Regions from separate parts of the Homo sapiens genome. Here region 2 is linked to region 1. Evidence: read pairs that join two places in POLR2A ChIA-PET (ENCODE). Cell type or tissue: OCI-LY7. All regions are shown on one strand. Links, peaks and the distances in the headings refer to the core of each region. The heading gives the core; the rest is flanking DNA. Region 1 has its middle 79 kb from the start of MIR4704. Region 2 overlaps LOC105370245 (a long non-coding RNA gene).

What was found. ChIA-PET counts read pairs that join two places held together with the same protein. Peaks named below come from ENCODE experiments on the same cell type or tissue, not always from the same donor. Only the 100,000 strongest peaks of a DNase experiment are listed, where the experiment ranks them.
Region 2: POLR2A ChIA-PET joins it to region 1 with 5 read pairs; 2 of 35 experiments call an interaction of 5 or more read pairs at or near these places.

What each region holds. Positions count from the first base shown.
Region 1 is chr13:66,130,579-66,146,993 of GRCh38, forward strand. No RefSeq gene overlaps it. Among named protein-coding and RNA genes, the nearest start is that of MIR4704, 79 kb to the right of the region's middle. RefSeq lists an enhancer at 11,953-12,454. In OCI-LY7, for the core only: no CTCF peak of the experiment used is centred there; DNase peaks (open chromatin) are centred at 8,143 and 9,343; H3K4me3 peaks cover 3,244 bases; H3K27ac peaks cover 4,045 bases.
Region 2 is chr13:66,064,281-66,080,695 of GRCh38, forward strand. The region is part of intron 2 of LOC105370245 (a long non-coding RNA gene); the gene reads left to right. Among named protein-coding and RNA genes, the nearest start is that of MIR548X2, 110 kb to the left of the region's middle. In OCI-LY7, for the core only: no CTCF peak of the experiment used is centred there; no DNase peak of the experiment used is centred there.

The DNA of each region.
Region 1 (16,415 bases), core at 6,105-11,104:
TTTTAAAATGTTTATTTAGAATAGTTATTAGTAATACATTTTATTTTAAATGTATAGCATTTTATTAAAGAGTGAAAAAGATATATAATAAACATAGTTTTGAATTCGAAATGTCTTAATTACTAGCTCTTCTCATTCTAAGATTTTTTTTTTTTTTTTGAGATGAAGTCTCACTTTGTTGCCCAGGCTGGAGTGCAGTGGCGCGATCTCGGCTCACTGCAATCTCTGCCTCCCGGATTCATGCCATTCTCCTACCTCAGCCTCCCGAGTAGCTGGGACTACAGGCTCCCCCACTATGCCTGGATAATTTTTTGTATTTTTAGTAGAGACGGGGTTTCACCGTGTTAGCCAGGATGGTCTCGATCTCCTGACCTCGTGATCCACCCGCCTCAGCCTCCCCAAGTGCTGGGATTACAGGTGTGAGCCACCGCGCCTGGCCCTAGAGAAGAAGCTTTCTATTTAGAATAACTTGAAGGTCCTGGATAGAGTATATTCTTTGTATAGTATTTCTCTAATTCTAGGTAAAGAAAGAATAACCCAGTGTTATTTCTAATTTATAAGGAAATTTGGTCACTGCTTTACCTTCAAAGCCTAGCAAATTGCATGTAACATATTAGGTATTTAAAAAAAACACACAAAATATTTGTTTAGTGAATGAGTGAATAATCATAAAACACATTTGAAGCTAAAGAGAAATTAAAAGTCCTAGAATCTAGATACCCTTCCCTGTGTTACGGATTATGAAACTGTGTCCTAGAATGTATTCGTCTCAAAATCATCAGCCTAATGAATAGTAGGATTAAAACCAGAAGCAAAGTTGTCAAGGACAGTATTAATTTCATGATACCAGGTGCTCTCACTGTTTCTAACCAAATTTCTCTAGTAACTACTATTTGATTAGATAACAAAACTACCTTTTTTGCAGGTCAAATGCAGTCAAATATGCAGACATACATAGGTAGATAGATCTAAATATGTAGATAATATATATCGATACGCTAGATTATATATATATAAAATATCTAATATATATCTAATATATCTAGCATATCTATATATCTAATATAGAGGGATATACTAGATATCTTACATATATAGTATATATAGATATCTATAGATATACTAGATATCGTATCTAATATATATATAGTATATCTATGTATTAAATATCTAATATATGTACCTATATAGGTAGATAGACCTATTACATAGATATAGTAGATATCTAATATATACATAGCTGTAATAGATATCCATATATATCTAACATATCTATTTATTGCATACATATCTAATATATATCAAATAAATATATAGTTATATATTAGATATCTACTATTTCTACATAAATAGGTCTATCTACCTACACATATATATTAGATATCTAATATATATATAATCTACATATATTTATGTATGTGCAGATATACATGTGTACATAAATTCACCTCTATGTAGCTATGTATATCTATACATGTATATGCACACACACATATATCTTAGAAGTATTTTTTCCATCTGAATTATGAAATTTAGAGAACAAAGGGAAAACATATTCCTTTCTTTGCACTTTCTTTTCGATTTATTCTAATTCATTAAAAATGTATTAAGTGAGTATTAGGTCATATGAGAAAGACTAAGTTGTATGCTTTATATTTAGCATCTGCCTGTAAGAATTTTCTTCTCCTTTAAGTGACACCATTGTTACTTCTCTCCAAATCCTTCTTCTTTCTTAAGAAATTAGATCTTTCCTTGAAAATTGTTTCCTCTTATTATAGTACTTACATATCAAATTTGTTCTTTAAAAATATAAATTTAAAATGTTAATCTGTACTATTTTCATATAAAGTGGTTTTTAAAACACTTTACTATTCCTAAGGGAAAGATCTTAGTTTAGTAGACAAAAACATTAACAAATTAATTTTATTTATTAGCTAGTATTTTTAGGCATTCTGTCACTATAAAGATGGCAAATTGAAATATCTATGTATTGCAAAGTTTCTCATTTGCTAGGAGAAATGGAGGAGGGCCTTAAATTAATATGAAATCTCCCTAATTTTTATGCTACTTAAAACTACTTGGAAAATCTACCTTGCACCCTGTCTCCTCACAGTTTGGGATGGGTCAGTCTTATTATGCTTAAGGAGAACTTTCACACATGACTGTGACATGCATTTCAAAAGCCCCAAAATATATAGTTTTTGGGAAACATAAACTTTATTAGGAAACTTAATAGAGGGATTAGAAAATATTGACAAAAAAGGAAGTTGTTGAAAATTAACAAAGGATCTTCAAGATAAATGAGCACATGTATGAATTATGTAAATAAGGTGAGGTCTAGAATAAAGAAAAATGTATGATTTGCAGTATATTTTTTTCTTTAAACTTTAATCTATGACTTTGAGAAGAATGGAAAAGTTGAATCAAGTGTATCTGCAAGCCTTCCTGAACAAAGAGACTCCAAATGCCATAATATTAAATAACTGCAGAAATGGCATAGCTGTTATACAAACATAGTTTTTGTCTTATTATCTAAGCTTGTATATGTCAATGCTAGAAGCTAAAAAATTCCAGATTAGTAACCTATAATGTGGAATATATTCACTCGTAAGTGGTAATTCCTTCAGGGCAACAACCTGCATTATTTGTAGTTTAATTTTCTATAATCACCATATTACCTCATAGAAGTGTTACAAAGTATGACTAATTAATGATTATAAAGCATTTTAAAAATTCATTGTGTTATATTAATGCTAAGTAACAATGATAACAACAATGCCAAATGTGTTGTACACCAATGGCCCCTTACAAATAAAAAAACATATTAAATAAACATTTAATTTCTCATTGCTGGAAACATTATTTGTTGTAAATTAGCACAGTTTTATATTTATAGTTTACAGATCTAAAAAAAGACAATATTCAACTAATGATTCTATTTCAGTCGCAGAAATCAGGTACTAGAAAATATCTCTCAAATTAGAGGATAAGAAGAGGTTTAAACACCTAAATGTGATTTTTTTATATTCGAAGCTCAAAATATTTCCAATAGAAGAAAATTACACACTTGATTACATACATCTACTTGTACAACCATGCATTTGCTTAATTCAAATGATATCTACATTAGTGATAATATCAGAATCAAATTTGCTACATTTTCAGTGTTCTGAGACCCCTCTAAAATTGTCTATAATTACTATCTAACATGTTATAAGACCTGATTATGAAATCATGTGATCTGTTAATTATTAAATTATGGTCAAGCACATGGATTACATTTATATTCTCTGAATAATAAGCAGAACATATATAGTAATTTTTCAAAACTTTCATTATCACTGGCAGAAAAATATACTCCCTATTATGCCAGGACATGGGAAGTTTGCTATGCATTCTTCTTTGTAGCACTCTACATGTTCTTATTTGGGTATGCATACATCTAGTATTGAGCCTATGTATTTCAGGAACAAACCAACCAGCAAAGAGAAGTGGAGAGTTGGATGCTGGGAGTAAGAGCAGTTTGGTAGAAAGGTTCTGTTCTGTTAAACCAACCAACATTTTCCATTGCCCTAGCCATAATCATCAATTCCACTGTGGGAGAATACAGTGCTGTACTTTGTATAGCTAGGTCTGAAGTGCTTTTTTCTCACCTACAAGGAGATGAAGACACTCACTGTTAGCCATAATCACTTTTAACCATGAGGGAGGTCAGCCTAAAGACAAACAAAAAGGACAAAAGTGAAGAAACAGTAAAGAAACGGAGAAGGATCCTTGATAAAACCAGGTCTCAAGCCTTTCTTACCTCTAAACTACTCAGATACATGACCTGATACATCTCCTCTATTTGAGATGAATTTCATCTTAGATATATTTTATCCAGTTTAATTACTAATTCTCAAGTATATTTTAAAAATTATCACTTGTCACATTAACTGGATATTTATAACAGCATTTCTTCTACAGTGGTGTAAATTGATGATTGTATATGAAAGTCATTCACACACACACATTTCAAATACTATGTATGTTTTCATTGTAAAAAATTTATATATTTTTATTTTTAAGTTATTTCTATGATGAAGTTTTCTCCAGTTCAGAGATTCTTTTCTTCTCCTGCTTTTTTCATGATTTTTTTTTCAAGCATTATTTTTTTTTTAGTCTATGCTACTTCTCTGCAATATGACTGACTAAAATGTTTTAGGAGATAGGTCAAAAACTCAGAGCCTTGTAAACTCTTCCATTTCTCTCTAGGTCACTGAATGTCTTCCTTACCACTGAAGTATACACAACTTGGAAAAAAATAGAATTTTTATGTAGACAGGTGGAAACAAATATTAAATACATTGATAGATTTGATAGATGTTTGAGAATACATATTATATGTCTATGCCAATATGGCTATATTATCATTATATCATTTTACTATGTCCCTTGTAAAGATGCTACCCTGATACCTACCATTCTTTAAACTCCATATGAAATACCGTACTCCTTAAGTGTGGGTTGCTTGGTGGCTTATTTGCAAAGAGTAATATAGAGAATAATTTCACAGTGGAGCGACCTGGAATAGACTGCCTTAGCTAGGTGATCATGATTAGCATCAACACTGATTAAGTCATTGATTCATGTATTATTGCTATGATCTGATGAGAATGGAACTTACCACTGCAGTCTTCCAAACAAAACTCCATAACTCTAGTCCAATCATGAGAGACACATTAGACAAATCCCAATTAAAGGTTGCTACAAAATATCTGACCAGTATTCCTCAAAACTGTCAGTGTCATCAAAAACAAAGGGATATATGAAGTTCTTACAGTCAAAAGGAACCTAAAGAAACATAACAACTAAATGCAATATAGTATTCTAAAGAGGATCACGGAACAGGGGGAAAAACACATTAGGTAAAACTAAAAAAATCTAAAAAAAAAAAGAGTATGGGCCTTAGTTAGTAATAATGTATCAATACTGATTCATTAACTATGACAATATTAGTACAAATATACTAATGTATATTGTAAATAATATAGGAAACTGAGTATGAGGTATATGGGAACTCTCTGTTCTATATTCCCACTTTCTGGGAAACCAAAAGTATTTTAAAATAAAAAGCTTATTAGTTTATAGTTTAAAGAATAAAGTATATATAAGATTCTTGAGCTGGCCTAGCTTAGCAAATTATTTTCCTTTGACCCATGACACTAAGTCCCAAACTAAAAACAGGTGAAGTGACACCCTGGAGCATTTTCTACACCCATGACATTGAACTCTTGAGCTTCTACATATAGGTAGGGAAACAAAACACACAAAAAGGAAAGAAAAACAAGGAAAAAGAAGGCTTGCTCTCTGGCTTTTTTAACTATCAACTTGTTGGCTTGTCACAAGCCGGAGAGCTGTTGTGCAAGTGTGAAGAGCCCAGGAAGAAGCAAAGGCCAAGAGAACACTTGCCCCAGTCCATTTCTGTTTACTTGTTCCAGTCCCCACATTTCTTTTCCTTTGTTTTTTGCTTCTAAGCACCCCAGAATCATTGGTGTCCCTCTATATTATAACTTCTTCCCCTAAATACTGAAATACTCACACAGCATTTATTGCATGTTACTTAATCAACAAATACATTTGAAATAGCATAGATATTGTTAATACAAGTTATAATATATTTTAAAGAGCTAGTAGAGTGTGGTCATAATTTTAGGACATGGTTAGTTACATATGACATGATCTTTAACAATAGGTCTTATTTATAACTTTAAGGGAAATTATAGTGAGAGAAATATGAGACATATTCTCTTGTTTGTAACTTCATTGCCATCAAATGTTGACTTCTATACTAATGCATATGTAGGAGGTATGTATCTTGTGACAAGGTTTTACTACAACATGTCTTTTGTTACATTATTTAGTGTAAACTTGTCTCTAGTTAATAATTTTTTCCCATGTAAATGCACACTCATCTTCATGTTGCCCTTTCATCCAGTCTCATTATCATTTTTACATTGCTAAGACTTCAAATATAAAGTTACAGGTGGATAGCTATCTGTTGCCATGTAGTGAATCACCGCAAACTTAAAGACTTCATACAACATATATTTGTTATCTCATATTTCTGTGGTCAGGAGTCCAGGTATGACTTACCTGACTGGTTAGGGTCTCAAAAGGCTATAATCAAGGTATTTGACAGGCTGTGTTTTCATCTGATGGCTTGACTGAGGATGATTCCATATCCAAATTTTCTCACAGTGTTGGTAGAATTTATTTCCTTGTGGCCATTCAGCTGAGGGCCTGCCTTCTTGCTGGCTGTTGGTAAGAGGTCATCCTCAATCAATTCTGAGCAGCTGTCTATAATTTTTAGAGGCAATGTCACAAGTGATTGAAGTAGAAAACTATCCTTTCACTGACTCTAGTTACTAGCAATGATGTATCTGATAGAAATTTCTAGCTGAAGAGCAAGAAAAAGCAGATGTTAAGAAAGTATCATCTATTATATACTCTGACAGTTAAAAATATTTTCAATTCTTTTGTGTTAGTCCACAAGACAGCTGAAAAAAAGGAAGGTGGAAAACACATACATGTAACCCAAAGGATGTCAGCAATTAGAGAACTTTGCTTCTGTGTCACAGATGGCAGATAAATGTGACATCAATACAAATTTTTGACATATTTTAGCTATGTAAATACCTATTTTTTAAAAAACAGGACAGAGATTACTATTTAATAATTTTGATTCCTGTATGCCAAATTAAGATTTAAGGTCTAAGTTGACCACACAGGTCAATCTTTTTCACTCCCATTTTTCACTGCTGAAATGAACAGTGTAGAACTGAAAATGAAAGAAGCAAAAGAACTGTGTTTATGAGCTTACAATTTTTGAGGAGAGTGCTTTTAAGAGACTTCAGAATGAAGTCACTGAGCAATATTACAACCATATTTTGAAAACCCTTAAAATGAACTGTTTGCAATGCTCTCATAAATGCTCTCTTCTGAGCTCAACCATTTCTGTTTTCTTTCTGCCCATGTGCTTGAATGTTGCCCTAGAGGCTAAGGAATATCAGTCATAAGCACTAGAGTCAGACTGTGGCCAGAGTTGATACCAATGTACAAATCTATCTTTCTCCATTTGAACAGCCTGCTAAGTTCTGCATGCAGCCTCTGGCTTTGAATGGTTTTTTAACTCTTCTGTAATGTATACTCTGAAAATATAAGGGCTATATTATTTTTTATCTCTCTACCCACTGGCCTTTTTTCCCTTCTATTCTCTCATTTGAATGTCCAGTTTAGATCTAATGAATCTGATGATTACCTCAAATTCCCTAACGTGAGTGTCTCCAACAATATCATGGTTCCAAGACATCTTTGTCTTCTTCTTCAATTACACAAATGACGTATTACGAAATAGAGCAAGAGAGCAAACAATAGCAATTTAATTTTAGAATAAAAGTATTGTCCAGGTTTCTCTACAGCCTGTGTTTAATCAATAACTTTAAAATAAAATAGGAGTAATAGGAGAATAAAGGCATATGATAAAGCACAAATTTCGGGTACAGAATAAAGTTCTCTCAAAGCCTTTGGCTCGGAAAAAAAAAGATAAGAATAATATCAATGATGTTGCTGACATTTTCTCTACTTTCCCTCACTGTCCACTGTTGTCTCTTCACCCTTCTAGACTGTCTTAACTATTTCAGAGGATTAAACCTAGCTGTTATACAAAAGCACATCCAGCAGACTTGGTTTTTAACCGAAAACTAAAATTGGGCAATTTTGCTACTTATGTCCACCCAAGTGTTAAATGATGTATCAGCAAAATAACCATTTGTAAACTCCCCCTTCTGTAAATGAACATTTAGAAATGCCGTGTCAAAGACAGTTCAGTTCTACTTTTTAAAAGGGCATATCCTGTTCATAAACATAGACGCCTATTCTTACTCATATCAGAATACAGACCATTACCACTGAATTGGAGCTACAGCCACACTCATAAAATAAAACTAGTGATAGTTTCTCTACTAAGAAACCAACCACACGTATAAATTCATACACATTATGTGGTTCTGGTGTCTGCCATCTGCAGCACATAAGCAAATTCCCCTAATTACTGACATCTCTCCACGAAGGCCCATGTTCTCTATGTGTGTTTTCCACTTCCCTTTTCATCAGCTCCCTTGTGGACCAAAAGCACCACTTCTGCCAGGTGAGCTTAACAGATGTCATCTTCTGATCTTGCCAGTAAAAGGTCTGTTGCTTTGTTTTTAGTTGGGATTATTTCTTGTTAGATTGTACAATGATTGTGCTTTTCAAACTGAGCCACCAGCTTGTAGCCCATGTTTCAGCATACGATCTTTATCAGAATTAGAAATTATAGTCTCAGAACACCTATGGCACACCCATAAGAGGTATATAAAGCATGCCAAAAAAAACCCCATGAAAACAGTGATGAATGAAGAATATGATGGGGCCAGATACCAAGAAATGAGAGCAAGCAGTACTCACACCTAGTGTGTGTGCAAGAGGTAACACCTAGGGATAACTCCCGGGTCAAGGCTAACAGGCATGAGGAAGAAAGCAAGGTATGTAAACTTGGAAGATGACAAAACATTTTCATAGAATATGTTTCTTTCCCGCAATTTTTCTTTGAAAATTCCAGGTTCTGCCCCTGTATGTTAGCCTTTTTTTAAAAAAACAAACAAACAAACAAAAATCCTAGTATCTGAGGCCACTGTTTCTGTCAATGAAGACTATGTTCCACTATGTACTTCCTCAAATTAACCCAATTCTTTGATGTCTACCTATATTTTTACTGGCATCTCCTTCCTGTAATAAGCATTGATTTCCTTCATTTCTACATTACCATCGTGCTTATGATCTTTACCTTACAAAGCTAAACTTTACTCAGTCATTCCACAAATATTTACAAAGCTTACAGCATGTCCCAGTTGTCCTTGACATATGTTAGCTTTTTTCTTCTACTTAGATATAAACACTTCAAGAATAGGTATTTTGCGAGATAAACGTGTTTTCATCTCTCCTGTATTCTTTAGTATAGTATAGGACACAGAGTTGAAATTTAGTATGCACTTTTTAAGAAAAAGATATGGTGGTATTACATGTAGAAAAACAGATGTAAGTATTACAATTAAAACCAAATATGGACTAAGCATATTCGCTTTATATATTGAAAGTCAGTAGGTAAAATCAGCAACAAATTTGCTGGTGAAATTGCAAATTAGGTCATGAACTGGGGCTATAATGTTTGGTATGCTAAAAAGGGAACAGATTTAAAAATCTGTCAGAGTAGAATGGTTAGGATCATAACTGTTTGGAAACAAGAAGTGAAATTAAGATAAGCTTTTATAGCATGGCTTCTAGGCTGAGGGATGGATGACTGAACAAATGGTAGTATCATGAATCAAAAGAATGGTTTTTGTTGTTGTTTTTTGTTTGTTTTTGGTTATCCTCTATCTCCCACACTAGGCTTACTTTCAGCTTCTGTACCTAAGTCTGATTTCCTGCCAATTTTACTATCCAAGATGGATAAACTTTTTAGTTCACAAATTTTTTTTGACAAATAACAAAACAGAAACCAAATGAGCACAAAGATGGATAAGACCCAGCTGTTAATTTAGTTAGGCAGATAGTATACAAGCTGGGGAAACTGACATCTGAATTGAGTGTTAAAGAACACACAGGATTGGACTGAATAGTGGATATTCTAAAAGCTAAAGGAAACTGCCTATTCAAGCCCTTGGAGCTCAGAAAGGACACATTACCTTGAGGGAAATTCCCGGATTTCAGCCTTGGATTGCTTTTCCATACCTGTTTATGTTTGTTTGTTTTTTGACAGAATCTCACTCTGTCACCCAGGCTGGAGTGCAGTAGCGCTATCTCAGCTCACTGCAACCTCTGCCTCCTGGGTTCAAGCGATTCTCCTGCCTCAGCCCCATGAGTAGCTGGGATTACAGGTATGCACCACCACCCCCGGCTAGTTTTTGTATTTTTAGTAGCAACGGAGTTTCACCATGTTGACCAGGATAGTCTTTAACTCCTGACCTCAGGTGATCTGCCCACCTTGGCCTCCCAAAGTGTTGATATTACAGGGGTGAGCCACCACTCCTGATGCTTTTCCATCCTTCTGTAAGCAACTGGACCATGCTCAGCTATGTCTTAGGGTGTAGTGTGCTTTATATATAATAATAAATGTAAGGAATACTAAATTTAGAAAAAAAAATCAACTCAAGGTATCAAACTTTCAAATGTCAAGAAGATAAGACCATGATTTGGGTTTGAGTTTTGGTTTCATTTCTCCCTTTTACACTGTGTGTAGATAAAATCATAATAATGACACATAACTTTTACTTTTTCTTTTTTTTTTGAGACAGCATCTTGCTCTGTCGCCCATGCTGGAATGCAGTGGAGCCATCTCTGCTCACTGCAACCTCTGCTCCCTGGGTTCAAGCAATTCTGCTTCAGTTTCCGGAGTAGCTGGGATTAGAGGTATGCACCACCATGTCTGACTAATTTTTTGTATTTTAGTAGAGACAGGGTTTCACTGTGTTGCCCAGGCTGGTTCCGAACTCCTAAGCTCAGGCAATCCAACCACCTCATCCTCCCAAAGTGCTAGGATTACAGGCGTGAGCCACTGCGCCCATCAAACTTTTACTTTTGCAAAGTCTCTTTAGAAAATATGCCATCAACACAGGTCAAAACAGTTTGATAAAGATTACTTAGTGTTTTAAAAACTACAGCATACTATTAGCTTTCATGCGCGTCCCTGTGAAGAGACCACCAAACAGGCTTTGTGTGAGCAATAAAGCTGTTTATTTCACCTGGGTGCAGGTAGACTGAGTCCGAAAAGAGAGTCAGCAAAGGGAGATAGGGGTGGGGCCGTTTTATAGGATTTGGGAAGGTAATGGAAAATTACAGTCAAAGGGGGTTGTTCTCTGGTGGGCAGGGGTGGGGGTCACAAGGTGCTCAGTGGGGGAGCTTCTGAGCCAGGAGAAGGAAATTCGCAGGGTTAATCACTCAGTTAAGGTGGGGCAGGAACAAATCACAATGGTGGAATGTCATCAGTTAAGGCGGGGCAGGGCATATTCGCTTCTTTTGTGATTCTTCAGTTACTTCAGGCCATCTGGGCATATACGTGCAAGTCACAGGGGATGCGATGGCTTGGCTTGGGCTCAGAGGCCTGACATTCCTGCCTTCTTATATTAATAAGAAAAATAAAACAAAATGGTGTTGAAGTGTTGGGGCGGCGAAAATTTTTGGGGGGTGGTATGGAGAGAGAATGGGTGATGTTTCTCAGGGCTGCTTCAAGCGGGATTAGGGGCGGCGTGGGAACCTAGAGTGGGAGAGATTAAGCTGAAGGGAGGTCTTGTGGTAAGGGGTGATATTGTGGGGATGTTAGAAGAAACATTTGTCGTATAGAATGATTGGTGATGGCCTGGATACAGTTTTGGATGAATTGAGAAACTAAATGGAATAACAGAAGGAGAAAAACAGGTATAAAAGGTCTAAGAATTGGGACGACTCAGGATATCTGATTAGAGAGTGCCTAAGGAGATTCAGCATAGTCCTGCCAGCAAAGATTATTTATTTACCTCAAGAGTTAAGAGTGATAGTTTGGGGATAGCACCAGGAGATATCAGCTGTGATGGCTTGGAAAAACAGTGTAAACTGGCAGTGTAAACAAGAGCAGGGCATCTATGAGTAGTTGGGAATGGTGAATAGGAGTATGACTAGACAGAAGATAGTAGGGATGACAAGTTTTTTTGCGGGCACAGTCTAAGTTGGTCTGGTGTCTGGAATGAGATTGGGGCCTAATAAAAAGGAGCGTCTATACAGGAGCTCAAATGGGCTGTACCCTGTAGCATTCCGAGGACAGGCCTGAATTCTGAGAAGGAAAAGTGGTAAAAGTATTGTCCAGTCCTTTTTAAATTGGTGGCTGAGCTTGGTGAGATGTGTTTTTAAAAGACCTTTAGTCAATTCTACTTTTCTTGAAGATGGAGGACCGTAAGGGATATAAAGGTTTCACTGAATACTAAGAGCCTGAAAAACTGCTTGGCTGATTTGACTAATAAAGGCTCATCTGTTAACAGACTGTATAGAGGTGGGAAGGCTAAACTGAGGAATTGTGTCTGACAGAAGGAAAGAATGACTGCGGTGGCCTTCTCAGACCCTGTAGGAAAGGACTCTACCTATCCAGTGAAAGTGTCTACCTAGACTAAGAGGTATTTTAGTTATCTGACTCAGGGCATGTTGAGTAAAGCTAATTTGCCAGTCCTGGGTGGGGCAAATCCTCCAGCTTGATGTGTAGGGAAGGGAGGGGGCCTGAATAATCCATGAGGAGTAGTAAAATAGCAGATGGAACACTGAGAAGTTATTTCCTTGAGGACAGATTTCCACGATGGAAAGGAAATGAGAGGTTCTAAGAGGCGGGCTAGTGGCTTGTACTATAGCGTAACCTGCCTTTGCTGGTGTGTGGCGATTAGGCCTGGTGGAACCGCCATCAATAAATCAAGCGTGATCAGGGTGAGGAACAGGAAAGAAGGAAATTTGGAGAAATGGGGTGAACATCAGGTGAATCAGAGAGATACAGTCATGGGGGTCAGGTGTGGTATCAGGAATAATGTGGGAGGCCAGATTGAAGTCCGGGCCAGGAACAACGGTAATTGTGGGAGACTCAACAAAGAGTGAGTATAGCTGAAGGAGCCGGGAAACAGAAAGTATATGCGTCAGGTATGAGGAAGAAAATAGATTTTGGAAGTTATGAGAACTGTAGAGAGTGAGTTGAGCATAGTTTGTGATTTTGAGGGCCTCTAAAGTATTAATGCAGTGGCAGCTGCTGCACGCAGACATGAGGGCTAGGCTAAAACAGTAAGGTCAAGTTGTTTGCACAGAAAGGCTACAGGGTGCGGTCCTGGCTCTTGTGTAAGAATTCTGACCGCACTAACTATGCCTAGGAAGGAAAGGAGTTGTTGTTTTGTAGAAGGTGCTGGGGTTTGAGAGATCAGTCGGACACAATTGGCAGGGAGAGCCCGTGTGTTTTTATGAGTGTTATGCCGAGATAGGTAACAGATGAGGAAGAAATTTGGGCTTGATTGAAGTAATGGGGGCTGTCTGTGAAGCTTTGCAGCAGTACAGCCTAGGTAATTTGCTGAGCTTGATGGGTGTCAGGGTCAGTCCAAGTGAAAGTGAAGAGAGGCTGGGATTAAAGGTGCAAAGGAATAGTAAAGCAAGCATGTTTGAGATCTAGAACAGAATAATGGGTTGTAGAGGCAGGTATTGAGGATAGGAGAGTATATGGGTTTGACACCACTGGGTGGATAGGCAAAACAATTTGGTTGATAAGGCGCAGATCCTGAACTAACTTGTAAGGCTTGTCTGGTTTTAGGACAGGTAAAACGGGGGAATTGTAAGGAGAGTTTATAGGCTTTAAAAGGCCATGCTGTAGCAGGCAAGTGATAACAGGCTTTAATCTTTTTAAAGCATGTTGCGGGATGGGATATTGGCGTTGAGTGGGGTAAGGGTGATTAGGTTTTTAATGAGATGGTAAGGGGTGCATGATCGGTCGCCAAGGAGGGAGTAGAGGTATCTTATACTTGTGGGTTAAAGTGGGGGGATACAAGAGGAGGACACAAAGGAGGCTTTGGATTGGGAAGAAGGGTGGCAATGAGATATAGCTGTAGTCTAGGAATAGTCCGGGAAGCAGATAATTTAGTTAAAGTGTCTCAGCCTAATAAGGGAACTGGGCAGGTGGGGATAACTAAAAAGGAGTGCTTAAAAGAGTATTGTCTAAGTTGGCACCAGAGTTGGGGAGTTTTAAGAGGTTTAGAAGCCTGGCCATCAATACCCACAACAGTTAGGAGGCAAGGGAAACAGGCCCTTGAAAAGAAGGTAATGCGGAGTGGGTAGCCTCCATATTGATTAAGAAGGGGATGGGCTTACCTTCCACTGTGAGAGTTACCTGAAGCTCGGCGTCCGCCGTGATGGTCTAGGGGGCTTCCGAGGTGATCGGGCAGTGTCAGTCTTCAGCCGCTAAGCCAAGAAGATCTGGGAAGGAGTCAGTCAGAGAGCCTTGGGCCAGAGTTCCAGGGTTTCTGGGAGTGGCTGCCAGGTGAGTTGAACAGTCCAATTTTCATTGGGGTCCCACACAGGTGGGACGCGGCTTAGGAGGAATCCCGGGCTGCGGGCATTCCTTGGCCCAGTGGCCAGATTTCCGGCACGTGTAGCAAGCTCCTGTGGGAGGAGGTTCTGGAGGAATGCCTGGCTGCTGCAGTTCAGGCGTTTGGAAGTTCTTGTGTGCTGGAGATGTGGCTGGGGTTTGTCTCACAGTGGAGGCAAGGAATTGCAACTTTTTTCTATTATTGTACACCTTGAAGGTGAGGTTAATTAAATCCTGTTGTGGGGTTTAAGGGCCGGAATTTAATTTTTGGAGTTTTATTTAATGTCGGGAGCAGATTGGGTAATAAAATGTATTTTGAGAATAAGACGGCCTTTTGACCTTTTAGGGTCTAGGGCTGTAAAGTGTCTCAGGGTTGCTGCCGAACAAGTCATGAACTGAACTGGATTTTTATATGTGATGAAAAAGAGCCTAAACGCTATCTGATTTGGGATAAAGAAAAAGGAGCGTTAACCTTGACTATGCCTTTAGCTCCAGCCACCTTTTTAAGAGTAAATTGCTGGGCAGGAGTGGGAGGGCTAGTCACGGAAGGAAACTGTAAGCCGGAGCAGGTGTGAGTAGGGGAGGTGATAAAAAGATTATAGGGTGGAGGAGCAGAGGCTGAGGAAGAATTGGGACCTAGCTCGGCCTGGCGAGGAGCAGCCTGGGGAGGAAGAGAGAGATCAGATGGGTCTGTAGAAAAGGAAGATTAGAAAGACTCAGCGACGCTTGGGGTTGGTACTGAGGGGACAGGCGGGAGGGAAAGAAGGAAGATTTGGGACGAGTTGCACTGGGCACAGAGACTAGGAAGGGACTGATGTGTAAAAGAATGCCTGGACGTCAGGCACCTCAGACCATTTGCCTATTTTACGACAAGAATTATTTAGATCTTGCAGGATGGAAAAATTCAAAGTGCCATTTTCTGGCTATTTGGAACTACTGTCGAGTTGGTATTGGGGTCAAGCGGCATTGCAGAAGAAAATAAGGCATTTACGTTTTAGGTCAGGTGTGAGTTGAAGAGGTTTTAAGTTTTTGAGAACACAGGCCAAGGGAGAAGAAGGAGGAATGGAAGGTGGAAGCTTACCTATAGTGAAGGAGGCAAGCCCAGAGAAAAGAGTAGAGACACGGAGAAGGGGTGGGGGGTTCTTGCCCTCCAGAAAAGCAGAGAAGGGGTTGGGGCACGGAAATAAGGGATTGGGGCACAGAGGTAAGAGGTCAGGGTGCGGAAATAACGGATTGGGGTGCAGAAATAAGCGATTGGGGGGTTCTTGCCCCCTAGGAAAGTGGGACTTGCCGCTAAGGGTGAAGGAGAAGGGGTTGAGGGGTACTTGCCCCTGCCCCAGGAAAGCAGAGAAGGGGTAGAGACAAGGAGAGAAGGAGTTTGGGTACTTGCCCCTTCCCCAGAAAAGCGGGACTTGCCGCTAAGGATGAAGGACCAAGGCAGGCGTCCCTGAGTGGTCTGACACCTTTGAAACGTGGGTGAATTATCAGAGAGGCGTCCCTGCAAGGATTAAACACCAAGGGAAGTCTGCCTTCCCAGTCCGTGACCGGCACCGGAGTTTTGGGTCCACGGATAAAACGTGTCTCCTTTGTCTCTACCAGAAAATGAAAGGAATTAAAATTAAGAGAAGGGAGAGATTGAAGTGTGGCACCAAGATTGAAAGGAGAAAGAGGTTGAGGGATAGTGAGAAGGGAGGTTGGAGAAGAGAGTAAAAAGAGTCCGCTTACCAGATTTGAAATTGGTGAGATGTTTCTTGGGCTGCTGGGTCTGAGGACCTGAGGTCATGGGTGGATCTTTCTCACAGAGCAAAAAGGAGGAGGACGGGGGATTGATCTCCCAAGGGAGGTCCCCCCATCCGAGTCACGGCACCAAATTTCATGCACATCAGTGTGAAGAGACCACCAAACAGGCTTTGTGTGAGCAATAAAGCTGTTTATTTCACCTGGGTGCAGGTGGGCTGAGTCTGAAAAGAGTCAGCAAAGGGAGATAGGGGTGGGGCCGTTTTATAGGATTTGGGAAGGTAATGGAAAATTACAGTCAAAGGGGGTTGTTCTCTGGTGGGCAGAGGTGGGGGTCACAAGGTGCTCAGTGGGGGAGTTTCTGAGCCAGGAGAAGGAAATTCGCAGGGTTAATCATTCAGTTAAGGTGGGGCAGGAACAAATCACAATGGTGGAATGTCATCAGTTAAGGCGGGGCAGGGCATATTCACTTCTTTTGTGATTCTTCAGTTACTTCAGGCCATCTGGGCGTATACGTGCAAGT
Region 2 (16,415 bases), core at 3,794-8,793, 69 kb before region 1:
ATTTTCAGGGACCATGGCTTGAGGAGACACTTTCAAAGGCCCTGCTAGGAACTTCAGCTATGTAATTTCAGGAAACACAAATTTTCATAAAAGTACAAAATCAAGATCTTCTTCTTCTTTTTTTTATCTAAAGAGATTCCACAAATTGTATACTCTTGAGGCAACTCACAAACTAGATCCATTGTCAGATTGCCCCATTACTTTATTTTATTCAATAAGTAAAGGAACAGCCCAAGTTATATGGAAAATGAGAGGTGAATAAGGAAGCATAGTTTTTTCCTGTTTTAATCTCTTTATTAAAATGAAGCCTTAATCAAAAGACAGTGTAATTTTCATAAAACACTGACTAAAATGTTAGCTGTAAGTGTTTTCTCAAGGTTTATTCCAGAGTGCATGAAAGTCAAGAAAAAAAGAAAAGAAATGGTTTAAAGTGCTGATTAGAAATGAGAAGCCCTGTAAATGAAAATGGAAGGTTTAATGATTTTTGCCTTAGTTGTTAAACCCCTTATAATGCATATCATTAGAAAACGATTTAAATATCTGGTGAAGAGTCACAAGGGGGCAAATTCCAAAGGTGGTTTTGAACTTATTAAAAATGCAGTGAAATCGTAACTCCACATTACAATAGCAATTAACTATGGTTAAAAGTGCCCTGAAGAGATGCAATTACTTTTAAATTAATCCTGCAATTTAAGATATATATTTACTGTATTTATTTATCAGCTAATTGATAAGTTGCCAGTCGAATGAATATGAAAGTCACCAGTATGTAACATAGTGAACATTTTTTATTTATTTGAGGATATTTTATTGCTGGCTCTTGCAAATAATACTTGTGATGACCATCTTCCTCATTACAGGAAAATGTAATAGTCTTAGAAACTAGATGAGAATAAGGTGGTTACTAGAGGGCATGTTCATTTATTGAGTTATTTACATTTATAATAGTTCATCAGAGCAATAATAATTCTTGTTGAAACAAAATAATTATTTTCACATTTTTTAAATAAATTGACTATAGTTATTTTATAATATTCTGGAAAGACAGGAAATAGAAATTTATAACAAATACTAAACACAGTTATATTTCTAAGTGGCTTTTCCCCAAACTCTATTAACAGATTAGAAACATTTCATGATTGTTTAATGGAGGGTGGATTTCTATTAATCAAATCCTATTTTATACCAATTCCCATCATTAAAAGAGAAACCTATTTTGTCGAAAGGAAGAAATGCCGCTGGAAAGTTTAAATGACAAAATTAAGGGTAGAAAAATTTAAATATGTATTAGAGACAAAATGATAATTATACAGACATTTAAAAATCTTAATAATAAAACCATTTACAAAATGATTCTCAGGGGAATTATATGCTACAAGATTTGAATTATTTACAGCAGGATTATTTATTTTCACTGATTTGAAAATTGTAAAGCATGTAATCCTTAACACTTTATCAACTTGGTTAAGTTTTCCACTAGCCTCAAATTGTCTTATTACTTATTACTCTGTACCTTGAGTGATATATTGCTCTTTTTTTCCTTCTCCTCTGTCACTTGACATTACTGACCTTTTTTGAAACATCTTCACCTAGTAATATCTATAAATTCTGTCACAGTATTATCGAAGAGACACTCTTAAAGTAGAATACAAAAACATTTCAATTATTTGACAATGGAGAAAAAGTTGATGGTTCATGTTTAGCTGAATCACATAAAAGAACAGTGTGGTCTGTAAGAGATGACAGTAATAAGTCTCAAAAGGCTTGAAAAAAACCTATAAAAAACCTATAATTTTTCAATTTAAAGGAATAATTACTTAAGATGAACATCTAATTTAATTCTCAAATTGTTTAAATATATAATTTTCAAGTAACTTTTAAGTTATGTTGGCAGATAAAATCAAAGGAGTTATGAGTTACAAATCTCAGTCTCTATCACTTTCAAACGTTCTAAGACCTGCAAGACATTATTTTAGAAATTACTTTAACATATATTTCTAAGGGGACACAACAGAGGGAGGGGGTTTAGGGCATAAAACAGGATTATTTAGTGAAAGTCTACTTAATAAATGGTGAGAACCACCAAGAAAACCAATGTCAATTCTAACACTGGGATATAAATGAAAGGATATTACAAAAAAAATCTGAACAGGTTATTTGTGGAACTAAAATGTTGTTAGATTGATATGAAAGTTTACAGGGCCAAGAGGAGTCAAGACCCATTATAGAAGAACAAGGTGAGAAGAATTGTTTTATCAGATTTCAAGATATAGTACACAACTATTTCATTAAAATCCTGTAATACTGGCTATATAAAGAAGTAAATCAATGATACAGAATGAGGAGAAATTAGAAACAGGTTTACTGGCATGAACGCTAGATCCACAATAAAGTTATCTTTACAGCACAAAGGGAAATGAATGGACTAATAAAAGAGAATAACTTCATGACATCTGTATAGTGAGAGAAGTTCTAAAATGACAAAAAGGAGAAAACATAAAGAAAATGATTGATAATTATGAATGCATCAAATCTAAGAACTTCTGCTCATGAAAAAAAGCATTAAAAAATGTAATGGTAGCAATAAGGTGGCTGAAATGTCACTCACAACAACTGACAAGGGGCTCATATCCAAACTACATACAGTATCCCTAAAAAGAAATCATTGACAAACACACAACCAATAGTTTAAAAAACAATTCAACTCCTTTCGCTCAATATTATTCTTCAATATTCACGTTGTTGCTTGCAATTGGTGTTTTTTTAAATTTTGATTATTTGAATAAACAATAACATAATTATTCATTCTATGGGTGATAGGTATTTGAATAGTTTTTCCATTTGGGGTAATCCAAAACAATTCTATGAGTATTCTTGAATCATATATTTTGGTGTATATAAGCACATGTTTCTGGAAGGTATATAGCTAGAAAAGAATTGCCAGGTCACAGTGTACAGAGATATTTTACCTGACCAACACTGAAGATAAATCATTCTGACACTTGTTAAAATAGTAAGACTATTCAAGATGAAAAGTAGCCACTTGCTACTTTTACCTGATATACTTTTTCCTAAGGGCAGACAAAGAACTTAGACATCAAGGCAATGAGAGGGGAAGCTTGGTCAGATATCAAGGATGATCAGATATCAAAGTTGGTCAGATAGCGACAGTGGCAGGATTCTCGCTAAACTGATTTGCAAGACTCTTGGTAAAGGTAGGCCAAGGTTGAGGCCTGGTCAAAGAGAACTAGTAGGAGCCTCACCAAATTTTGGTCAAGGACTGTGTAAACAGATAATGTCAACTTTTCCAAACGTGAATATATATCAATTAACACTATTCTATAGCAGTGTGTGGAAACTTATTTTGCTCAACAAACTTGCCAACAGTCAAGCTTTTCAGTATTGTGCTTGTGGGTATCTAATGTTATTTTACTGTGATTCTTTTACTTTTTTGTTTTCTTTTTGTTGATGAATAATGAGAGAGGATACATTTTCATGTTTATGGGCCATTTGGATTTCCGTTTTTAGAATATGTGGATTTGTTTTCTAACCTATTAGTTGTATGTTTGTCAATGATTTATTTTTAAGGATTCTGTATGTAGTTTCGATATGAGCCCCTTGTCAGTTGTTGTGAATGACATTTCAGCTACCCCGCTGCTAACTTGAGCATCTGTGAATTTTGGTATCTGAGGGGGTCCTGGAACCAATTCCCCACAGATATGGAGGGGCAACTCTATTACTCATTAAATTTACTAACTCTGGAAAAATATTTTACTAATTTGTCTTAGATGTTTATTTTCTACAGTGAATCTCATAGTGTATTTTTTACATCATGTAAAAAATGTAGCAAACTAATTGCTACAATGCAAACATAAGCTATGAAATTGAGTTATTTTATCTCTGTGTTATATTTGAAATTTTGCCATTGAATGCTTTATTTTAGTGGCAGTTTAGGTTGTTATATTCATCATGTAAAAAAATGTTTAATGTTTTAAAATGTTTAACTCATTTCTCAAAAAAAAACTTTGAATGGACAAATTGATATTTTTACTTTTATTACCCTACATCCTCCAAAACTGGTATGGGTTTGAGTGTCCTTTGAAGTTGGCCTTTAGTACTATCTTTTATAGTTTGTCCCAGAAGGTGGAGGAATATCTTGAAAATGGGGAACATGCAGATTTTCAAAAAAATTACATGAAGTTCAACACAACAGTTAAAATAATTCTAAAGAAACATGGTTTTCTTAAAAATGTATTATTGGAATGATGAACAATACATAATCAAATATAGACTACTGATATTTTACTTGCTTTTAATATAGATAATATAAATAATTTCACAAAAATTTAAAACAACCTATAAGAATAATCCTAATTTAAATGTTTCAAAAATTCACCCAGTACACACCAAATTAATGCTTTTATTAATTTATTATTAGAATAGAACTAATGTATTTAGTAACATTTATATTCAGATTCCAAACATCCGGTAAATCATTCAAATTCCAGGTGTATATCTCACATCTATCACTAGATTCTTAGTGTCATACTGTCAAATTCCAAAAGGCAGTCCTTGAATTAAATACTCCAGTTCAAGCTTTAACATAGGAATGAAAGTTGATCTAACTTGACAGTTCTCTAGAAATAATCATTCTGACATGTCAAAGATGGTACGTGCCTGGATCTCTACATTATTCAAAAATAATGGAATCTAGGGAAAGGAAAAGAAATGACAGAAAGTCCTACACCCAAGAATTAAATACTTTAAAAGGGGAAAATGGTATAATTTATATGGAGTTAGGTTGGGCATGGGGGATGAGACTATAACAGTATATTTCATTATATCTTTTCAACCTTGTTCTCAACTTTTTCCCACATTCATTGAACTTTCAAACTTGGAAGACTATTGAAAAAGATAGATAAGGCAAACTTTTGGCATTTAACAGCAGTAGTCAGTGATATTTTTCGAGGTGAAGTTTTGGTATATAATAAATAACAAGTGTACAAAAATACTAGAAAAAGTTAATCATCTTGTATCTAAAATTTGAAATCAATTACTCCCTTTTCGTAATCTTACCTTTGTAATTTGGCTCAAGATCTTTTCAGCAGCTACTGATAATGCTCTATTTGACTATCTGTCTTGTTTATTTATGTCAGTGATTGATTAAAACTACTGAATATTTCCCCCATTTCTACCCATTCTATAACAGCAATGACTAAATCCAATTTGATAATACAAAATAGTAGCCTAAAGGTTTTTATTCATCCAAAATATAATTAATGATTTTTTATCCTATATCATCCAAATGAAGACCTAATCTGCAAGAATCATTTCTAGAGTTGATGTGGTAGTTCGGATACCTTTGCCTAACACAGCCTTAGATCTCTACAGTGAGGCCACCACAGTGGTACTACAGTCAGCCTATGAAGAACAAACTAGCTGAGCTGAGTCAGCTGGGTCATCTACTGCTCCCTGCTCACAGAGGAAAGCTGGAAGTGATAGATAGCTCCATTAACTCTGTCTGACTAATGCACACTTGGGGAACACCAAATTGGGAACTTTTTTTTTTTTTAATCATTCTGAGACAAACTGCAGGGATGCAGTTTGTTTATTCTCCACTCAATAAGGAAAATTGTTGGGCAAATGAATAATAGCTGTAGAAAGCAGTGAAAATAATATTTTACATCATAAAATAATATTTGTCTTTTAATTAACACATTTCAGTCCAGACTGTCAAAATATTTTTTCAGCATTATTTACAAATATCTGAGAAAACTTTGACATTCAGCCTATCAATACAAACATTAAACATTTTTAGCTTAAACAGAATAGCAATTCTCATGAAATGAATATGTACATAGCTGGCATATTATAAGTCCCATTATACAATGGGGCAATATTTATGAGATTATTTTGTAGACCAGGACTTAAGTACAATTTTACTATAGAGTCACAATTGTTTTTTTAATATGCTTTATGAAACATTCAAAGGAATTATTTCTTTTTAAATTCAACGAGAGAAAATAAAATGTGAGGACTAGGTAAACTAATTCCTTAAGTTCTTTACAACAATTTTTTTTAGGAATTGTTAGTTAATAAATAGGCTCAGGAGAAAAGCACAGGCAATGATGCTTCCCTACCCTTGGCCAGTATGAAAAAGAGTTTTTTACAAGAGCCTGATAGAATAAATTGATAAGCTTCTAATGCTGTGATTCCTTCTTTTTTTCACATTAGCAGCCCTATGTAAATTGTATAAAGCACTTCAGAAGTTAATAATGGTAATGGAGAAGAAAACAAAGTACAAGGCAATTGTAAAAATGGAGGGAAAATGGAGTCATTTCAAATTCACTGTTCTTCTATTAAATATCATTGTAACTAGAATAAACAATTCATTTTTTTAAATGTTTAAAATAGCTGTATCTTCAGGAGGAGTTCAATATTTTCTTTGTAGATTTGAGTACCTGTTAAGGTAGTCAGAATTCAAAGATTAATACTTTCATCATCTATGACCTTAAGGGAGGAAGAAAAATATGTAAATTAAAAATTGCAAAATAACATGTGTCCATTCAACCTCTATTATTGAATACCCACCATAGCTCAAGCACTATGATTGGCCCTTTCACATAATGAAGAGAAAAGGTAGATACAAGCCTTCATGGAATTTAGGTATAAATTAAATGATCACACAGAAAAATATAACATGTCAAAGGTGATAAGAAACCATGAAGAAAAGAGACATACTGCTAAGGAAGATTTAGTAATCTGGGTCAAAAAAGGCTTTCCTGAGAACAAAACAATTGAGTTGATATGATTGAGGTGAGTGAGAACTTATTGAATGAAAAATTTAAGAAGCATTCTCCAGGCAAAAGAAACACCATGTAGTAGGAGGAGACATGGCATATGTGATGAACAGAGGCCAGTGTGACTGGAGCTCTGAGAAACTGGGGGAGAGTAGTCCAAGCGAGGCCGGAGAGATCAGAATAAAACAGCTCAAACAAGGCAGAGCTGTTTTACAAATAGTAACCTTTACAAATAGTAACACTATTGTAACCAATACAATAGTGGTACTTTACTTTGTAAAGTACAAAGTAAAGTAAAAACTTTACTTTGTAAAGTACCACTTTACAAATAGTAACCTTTCTTTTGGATCATAAAAAGCAGGAAAATTTTAAGCAGGGGCTAACATGTTTAGATTAGGAGGTTCTTAGAACTATCATTGTGTCTGAAGTGTAGAGATAAGATTAAAGGACAGGCAAGACTGATGAGGAGTCTATGGAAATAGTTTATGAAAAAATGATGGTATTAAATAGATTAAAACGGCCGGGCACAGTGGCTCACACCTGTAATCCCAGCACTTTGTGAGGCCGAGGCAGGCGGATCCCGAGGTCAGGAGATTGAGACCATCCTGGCCTATATGGTGAAACCCTGTCTCTACCAAAAATACAAAAATTAGCCAGGCATGGTAGTGCGAACTTGTAATCCCAGCTACTTCAGATGCTGCGGCAGGAGAATCACTTGGAACTGGAGGCGGAGGTTACAGTGAGCCGACATCACGCCACTGCACTCCAGCCTGGGCAACAAAGGAAGACTGTGTCTCACAAAAAAAAAAAAAAAAAAAAAAAAAAAGATTAAAACACAGGATGACAGGATGTCAGTGAGAGGAAGGGAAGTGAATGAAATCAAGAGATAACTTGTTATGTAAAAACAACAAGATTTGGTGATAGATTAGAATAGGAAGGCACTGAGAGAGGGAGAAATCAGTTAACATTCACATTTCTGACTTGTGAAGCTGGATGGACAATGGTCCTGTTCACTGAGATACAAATAACTGGAATAAATAACTGGAACAAATAACTTGTCACTTCCCAAACAGGGGAAGTGACAAGGAAAAGGGAGATTGTTAGGTCCTTTCTGGACTTGTAGAATTTGTGGTACCTTTGAAGCATACAAGTGGAAAAATGTCAGAGACGTTCAAACCCAGAGGGACTCCATTGTCAGTGAGGGCTAGGAAAATGAGGCTGAGGCTTGCTGGGCTGCATTCCCAGAAAATGAGGCATTCCTAGCCTCTAGATGTTCACGGTTAAGGGAACAAATTAATAATGTTTACTAAAACAGACCCAGACTTGGGAGTGTCCAGATATCCCAACATCTGGAGAACAAAGGCATTCCTAATTTTGCTTTAAAGATAATAATATCAATTCTTGCAAAATACAGTAATTAAGAAAATTAATCCTTTATTACAAACCCTTGTAGCAGAGCACATCTCCCCAAGTTCTATTTTTATCATATATATATATATATATATACACACACACAAGCATTGTGCCTAGGGCGGATGTGTTCCTCCTCTTATTTTCAGGAATGCCCTACTCTGTCTATGGAGTATCTGTCCTTTGACTACTTTACTTTCTTAATAAACTTGCTTTTACTTTGCACTGCAGACTCTGCCTGAATTCTCTCTTGCAGGAGATCCAAGAACCCTCTCTTGGGGTCTGGATCGGGATCTTTTTCTGGTAACAGAAATGTCAAGAAGGTGATTGGACGTGTTATCTTATAGATTAAGTATAAAGCAACTTGATAAATAGCACAGAGAGCATGGGAGAAATTACCAGTGGAAGAATACAGATTGAGAAGACATTCTAGGAAGAAACTTTTGGTATTACCAGTATTTAAAGACTGCATACAGAAGTACAAACCTCAAAATGAGGATATCAATCAAAAATTCGTTTCCAAAAAATGACATTAACAGAATAGGAGGGTGTGGACTCATAGTTGTAGAATCTCGTCGCTCCATGCAGGATCTTTCTATAAAGCAGAGTAATGTTAAAGAATAATGCTCATGAGTGGCCAAATAATTTAAGCACAAAGTATATACATTGGGTATATGATTGTGTTGACTAGCACAAATTTGTCTATAATATAGCATATTGAAATGATGATCAGAATCTTCAAGTCAGAGGCAAAGTTGAATTCCCAAAGTGGAAAAATAATGAAGCAATGTTATAGAGTTCATGAGAGGGATGAGGGAATGAATTTGAGATGCAGGTACAGATTGATGTTATAAAAGTCAAAGGACAGGGCTTTAGTTTTACAAAAGGCAGGGAAAAGAGGATGGAGATGGTTGTAAGATAGGTTGTTTTAATTGTTAGCAGGAAATTTAGAGCACTCTTATCTGACATCTAATTCCTCTGAAATACTTGTCAGATCAGCTTCTGGGAAGCTGAGTGTGACTTAGAGAAGCCATTGATTTCCCAAGATGTTCCAATCCTTCCAATAGATACATGAGCATGTGGCTGATGTCCTTACTGACATTTGCTAGAGAGTTGCTGCAATTTTTAATGTTTTATCCACTCTTATCTACGATAGGAGTTTTTGGATATTCATGTTTTGTGGGGAACTGGGAGATTCATAGGTTTAAATTAGATAAATAATATGTTACACTGCAGAGCATGAAAGAGTATGTTTGGAAGATAAATGTAATAAATACAGTACCGAAAAGAGTTTGAGCAAAGGGCTGTGGAAGCATAGTACAGGGGACAGTTAACATGGCTAAAAATTAGTGAAAGCTTCATGGAAACAATTTGTCAGCTGGGTCTAGAAGGATGAAAAGTGATGATCTCATGGTATTAAGGAAAGGGGTCCTGATCCAGACCCCAAGAGAGGGTTCTTGGGTCTCATGCAAGAAAGAATTCAGGGTGAGGTCATAAAGTGAAAGCAAGTTTATTAAGAAAGGAGAATAAAAGAATGGCTAGTCCATTAGAGCAGCCCCAAGGGCTGCTGCTTGCCCATTTTTATGGTTATTTCTTGATGATATGCTAAACAAGGGGTGAATTATTCATGCCTCCCCTTTTTAGATCATATAAGATAACTTCCTGATGTTGCCATGGCATTTGTAAACTGTCATGGTGCTGATAGGAGTGTATCAGTTTGGATGACCGGGGTCACTCTCCTGGCCATCTTGGTTTTGCTGGGTTTTGACGGGCTTTTTTACAGCAACCTATTTTATCAGCAAGGCCCTTATGACCTGTATCTTGTGCTGACCTCCTATCTCATCTTGTGACTAAGAATGCCTTACCATCTGGGAATGCAGCCCAGTAGGTTTCAGGCTCAATTTACCTAGCTCCTAGTCAAGATGGAGTTACTATGCTTCAAACGCCTCTGGCAATGGGGAAAGGAGAATGATATTCTTAACAAAAGAAGCACCATTAAAAGAAGAAGGCACAAAAGTACATTTAAGAATTAAGTGTAGCTGGATTCAGCCATGGGCCATGATCATCCTGTCCTGCTTTCATCTAAGGCATGCAGCCGGTCTGGCTCTGATTAGATGCCCTGACAGTAGACACTCTTCTCCTCACGATGAAATACCGGCATATTTAGCTTAGAGAATCAGTGAGAGAAATGTAGTTACCATACTTTTCTTTCTGGTTGGATAAACTTTACTCTCATTCCAAAAGAGAAATCGTCAGTTATTCTTATAGAAAAGTTAATAAGCTAAACATGTTTTTTCATGGTTGTTCATAAAAATCAACACAGAACAATAATAAGATAGATGTATTATTTCACATCACTTTTTGTTATTCTCACTTGTGGTATTATGCATATCATAAGTGATGATTTCTGAAGAGTTAAAAAATTTAATCTATTTTGGCACTGTAGTTAATGACATTAGAAAATTGATATTAATTACCAAAGTGAATACTACTAATAATAAGCTAATATTCTCATATTTAATTGTCAATGAAAGGATTAGTGGCCACAGTCTAATTCACTCTTTTGCTACTAAGCTTAATGTTATTATGTCAATTTTTATTACTATGCTTATTTTTCTTAGAACTTTTAATATATCAACAATGTGTTTATTGGTATGTTCTACAGCATATAGTTTGTGCTGATTTGAATAAATGATTTCAAATAACAATTCAATGCTCTCATTATTCATAGCATAAGTGTTTTGTTGTATTCTATATTTACAGATATGTATCATGTTGACAATGTGTGTTCAAACATTGAATTGCATGATGATACGACATCTGACATGGCATTAGCACTCTAACAAATTTTTGCTTCAAGACTAATAAAGAAATAAGGTTCACTATATTAACAGCTGTAATATCATTTAAATTACCCAAACTATATAATGCCTAGCTATTTCAGAGATTTTTTTTACCACCTTAATTTTCAAAGGAACTTGATTTTGTTACTCTTTTGTTTAAAATATTAATATATGTTATTTATATTTTTAAATATATAAATTCTTAAATATTTACATTTTTATATGGTGCATATTATTACCTAAACTGTTAAAAATATTACTACTATAATGTAGTAGTAATGTAGTAGTAATCTGTAAGTGCCTATTACTACTAAGCTGTTACAAAAATATATTTTTAACATGGTTTTTGTCTCTCTTTATTCAATACTCAGTGTTCAGTAACTAAAGGACAGCTTGTCTCAAAATAGATACTTCGGGAACATTTATGGTTAAACGTGTGATTTGTTAATGATTTTTATTTATCTTAAGACATATTTCATAATATTTGTTTTTTTATGTTCTTTCTCCCAGCACTACACTTTAGACAAGTTGTTTTCCATATATTTTCATTAGGGCCAAAAAAAAGAAGAAAACCAACCCTTAATTTTTGAACAATATGAAAATATTATCATTATATAGTTTATCTGGAGCATTTTGCTATACATATAGGACTCCATAGTTAAAATTGGATTAAGTCATAAGAACATTTACTGTTTGCTTAATTTCCAAAGTTGGTGGCTAAGTTATTTATTCTGTGACTTAAAGAAACCATTGATTTCCCAAGATGTTCCCATCCTTCCAATAGATAAGTGAGCATGTGGGTGATGTCCTTATTGACATTTGCTAAAGAGTTGCTGCAACTTTAGCATTTTATCCACTCTTACCTCTCTAAGCAAGAGTAGCAGTTGCAAATTAATTTTTTAAAGACTTTTTCCTTTGTGTACTTTTGCTGTTTTATCAGAAAATAAAAAATTTCCAAGGTGCCTAGGAAGTCTTCCTCACCCTCACATCCCATTGGCTAGACTCGAGTCACATAGTGCGATTGTAATTTTGTGTCAACCTGACTAATCAGTATTTGGCTACAATCTACGGAGAGCCTGAATAGAACAAAAAGCAGAAGAAGGAAGAATTTGCTGCTTTTTTTTTTCGCCCAGCTGCATAAGCTGGGACCATCACCTTCTGCCCTCAGATTGGAACTTAAATAATAAGCTTTCCTGCTTCTCAAGTTCTCTGACTTAGACTGAATCATTTCAGTGGCTTTCATGAGTCTTCAACTTGCAGATGGTGAATCATGAGACTTCTAGGCTTGTGTAATCCGTTAATTTATCTCCCTCTCTTTCTCTCTTCCCTCTCTCCACTTCCTCTTTCTTTCAACTCTTATCAGGTTAGAGAACCAATTCCAGAAACCCCAGAACCTATTCAGAGAATTCAAATTTAAAATTCTGTTTCTCTGTAATGGCCCCCTCATCCCATCCCAAGTCAATTGCAATGCAAGACAATTCCGATTTTCCTCATGACATGCCCCTACCACCACTCTTTGCTTCTAGACCTATTATTAGACATAAAGTCCCAGCAGGCCCTTAAAGGTGAAGTACAAAGTATGACCCATGTAGAGGTACGCTATGCACCAAAGAAATTTTTTGAGTTTTATAATTTATACTGACAAATGTGGGGAGCATGTGTGTAAATGTATACTAAGGGTGTGGGAAAATGGTAGAAGGAAAATAAAGTTAGGTAAGGCTTAACTTATTGATATGCATTCAATGAGCAGAGATTTTTCATTTAATATTGCATATCTAAAAGTTAGAAATGACTCTCACAATCTACTTCTTTGGTTGGCCAAATATAGATCAGAAGGTAGGCCACAGTGAGAAAATTGGAAATTCTGGAAATGCTTTGGTTCAATATAGAGAAAGGGATTCAAAGGCTTAGAGAAATTCAAATGTTAGAGTGCTTTGTCATTTAACTCATGTTCACACACACCTGGTGAACCCTAGCACCTTTGAAGAGTTCTGTGGTTACTGTAGATTTCTGTAGGTCTAATCTCACAATGGGATCTGCAGTCACTGAATTAGAAAACCTAAATGCAATGGGAATAATTTAATCATAGGTGGGAGTGGCCAAATGGTGGCATTCAACTTCCAAAAACAAGATGGGTGTGGCTACTATAATAGCACAGTCAAAGCAGCTTCAGAATAATCTGACTCATGCAGACCTATGTTATTGCTAAATTGATCATGGTGCTCCTACAAGTGAAATAGCCTACTAGAGCCTACTACATTTCATTTGATCTGTATAAGCAGAAAACTTTTAGGTCAAGTGAATAAAAATCTAGCCTGAATCTAAAAACTGAGTAATGGTCCCTCAATCAATTTCCAGACATGAGCCGTTGTTTAGATGAATTTTCAGACCCCAACTCCTTGAATAAGGGGAAAGTTGGGTTCTCCTGAAGAAGGACCCTGATACACGACAGAAAATTTATACTGTTAATCTTTCTCTCAGATTTTCTCATAGGAGCCTGTGGCTTTTTATGAGGGTAACTTTGCACTGGGGAGAAGAAAATAATCAGAAATTTTAGGGATTATTGAACATCAGCTCCAAACTTACACTAATTTCAGCAGATCCAAAACATCATTGTGACCAACCAGTGAGCATATGGGCTTATGGAGTTCAAGTGATCAATTCAGTTTTAGCTGAGGTTCATCTTACAGCAGGCCCAGTGTATTTATGGGTCCATCCTGTAGTTATTTTCTCATTTCTGGGATGCATAATTGGAATAGATATATTCAGCAGCTGGAAAAATTCCCACATTGCCTCCTGGACCTGTGCAGTAAGGGCTATTATGGTGGAAAAGGCCAAATGGAAGCCACTAGAACTACCTCTAACTAGGAAAATAGTAAATCAAAGAAATATCACTCCTGGAAGGATGCTGAGTTTAATGCCACCATCAAGGACTTGAAGGATGCAGGAGTGACGATTCCTACATCTCCATCCAAACTAGCATATTTGGCCTGTGCAAAAGACAGATGGAATTTGAAGAATGATGGTGGATTATCATAAGCTTAATCAGGTGGTGATTCCAATTGCAGCTGCTGTACCAGATGTGGTTTCTTTTCTTGAGCAAATTAACACATCCTTTAATTCCTGGTATTCAGCTATTGACCTGGAACATGTTTTTTCTTCATTCCTTTTCATAAGGCCCACCAAAAGCAGTTTGCTTTTAACTAGAAAGAAATTCATCTTTACTGTCCTACCTCACAGGTATATCAACCCTTAAGCCCTATGCCATAATGTAGTTCATAGGGATCTTAGTCACCTTTTACTTCCACATTATACCACAGTGGTCCATAGCATTAATAATACTATGTTGATCAGTCCTAGTGAGCAAAAAGTAGCAACTATTCTATGCTTATTAGTAAGATATTTGAATACCAGAGGGTGGGAATTAAATCTGACTAGAATTCAGGCACCTTCTGTCTCAGTGAGATTTCCAAGGGTCCAGTGGTGTGGGGTGAGATGATATATCCCTTTCAAAGTGAATGATAAACAGTTACATCTGGCTCCTCTTGCAACCAAAAAGAGGAAAAAGTGCAATGGCTAGTTGTCTTCTTTGGAATTTGGAGGCAACATACTCCTCATTTGGGTGTGTCATTACATCCAATTTACTGAGTCTTCCCCAAAGTTGCTAGTTTTGAACTGGGACCCAGAAGAAGAGAAGGCTCTGCAATGAGTCCAGTCTGCTGTGAAAGCCACTGTGTCACTTAAGCCATAAGATCCAACAAATCCAATGGCGGTTGAAGTGTCAGTGGCAGATAAGGATGCTGTTTGGAGCCTTTGACAAGCCTTTATTGGTGAATCACAACAGCGGCTCTTAGGATTTTGTAGCAAAATCCTGCTAAAGGATAACTAATTTTCTTGAGAAACAACTGTTGACCTGCTACTGGGATTTAGTGGAAACAACACTTAACCATGGGCTACTGAGTGAGTTACCATACAACCTGAGCTGCCCATCATGAGCTGGGTCTTATCTGATCCATCAAGCCATAAAGTTGGGCATGCACAGCAGAACTCTGTTGTCAAATGGAAGTGGTATATATGTTGGGCCTGAGATAGCACTAAAGGCACATGTAATTTATGTTAAATGTAAAAGGAAATCCTCCCCTGTGGGCAGAACTTTGGGCAGTGCACCTGGTTGTTCACTTTGCCTGGAAGAAGAAATGGACAGACATGTGATTATAAACCACTTCATGGGCTATGGCCAGTGGTTTGGATGGATATTCAGGGAATTGGAAGGTACATAACTGGAAAGTTAGTACCAAGGAAAAGTGAAGAAGAAACATGTGGATAGCCCTTTCTGAATGGGCAACAAATGTGAAGATGCATGTGTGCAATGTCAAGTTCCCACCAACAGATGATCTCAAACGAAGAGGATTTTAATAATTAAGTGATAATTAAGGATGAGCCATTTTGTGGGCACCAGTCAGCCCTTTTCCCTAGCAACCCTTGTCATTACCCAATGAGCTCATGAACAAATCAGCCATGGTGCCAGTGATGAAAGTTATAAGTGGGCTTAGCAACATGGACTTCCACTCACTAAGGCTGACCTGGTTACAGCCACACCAAGTGCCTAATCTGCCAGCAGCAGAGACCAACTCTGAGTCTCTTGTGTGGAACTGTTCACTTGATAGATCAACCAGCTACCTGGTGGCACGTTGGTTACACTAAACCACTTCCATCATGGACGGGGCAGTATTTTGTTCTTACTGGAATCGACACTTTGAATATGGATTTGCCTTTCCTGCACACAATGCTTCTGCCAAAACCACCATCCGTGGGTTTAAAGAATATGTTTTTTTGTGTCATTGCGTTCCACACAATATTGTCATAAAGGAACTCATTTCACAGCAAAAAAAAGGAAGAGTGACAGTGGGTAGAATGTTCAGTTAATAATTCTTTTTACTTTACAAAAATATATCATTATTATCCTGTCCAAGGCCTCTCTTTTAATTAATTAATTCATTCATTCATTCGTTCATTCATTCCATGCTGTCTTCATTTCACTTTCCCATTCTCCTTGTCACATCATTGGCTGTCATTCCAATGTGTCTGATATTTATCTTTTATTTGTATGTATTCTAGTAAAATACACTTTGAGTAAATGTTTTTTTAAAAGTTTATTCAATGACAAAAGTGTTTTTTTAAAACTTAACATTATATTTTATAGAATTTGTTAATATTTTATCTTTACATATAGTGAGATGTTTCTGTTGTTTTTTTATTTTTTATTTTTTGCTCAATAACAGTATAATGCATCCAGCACATTTTGATTATTCTTTCCTACAGTGACATGTAGATAGCCTCCAACTCACTTCTATATTAAACT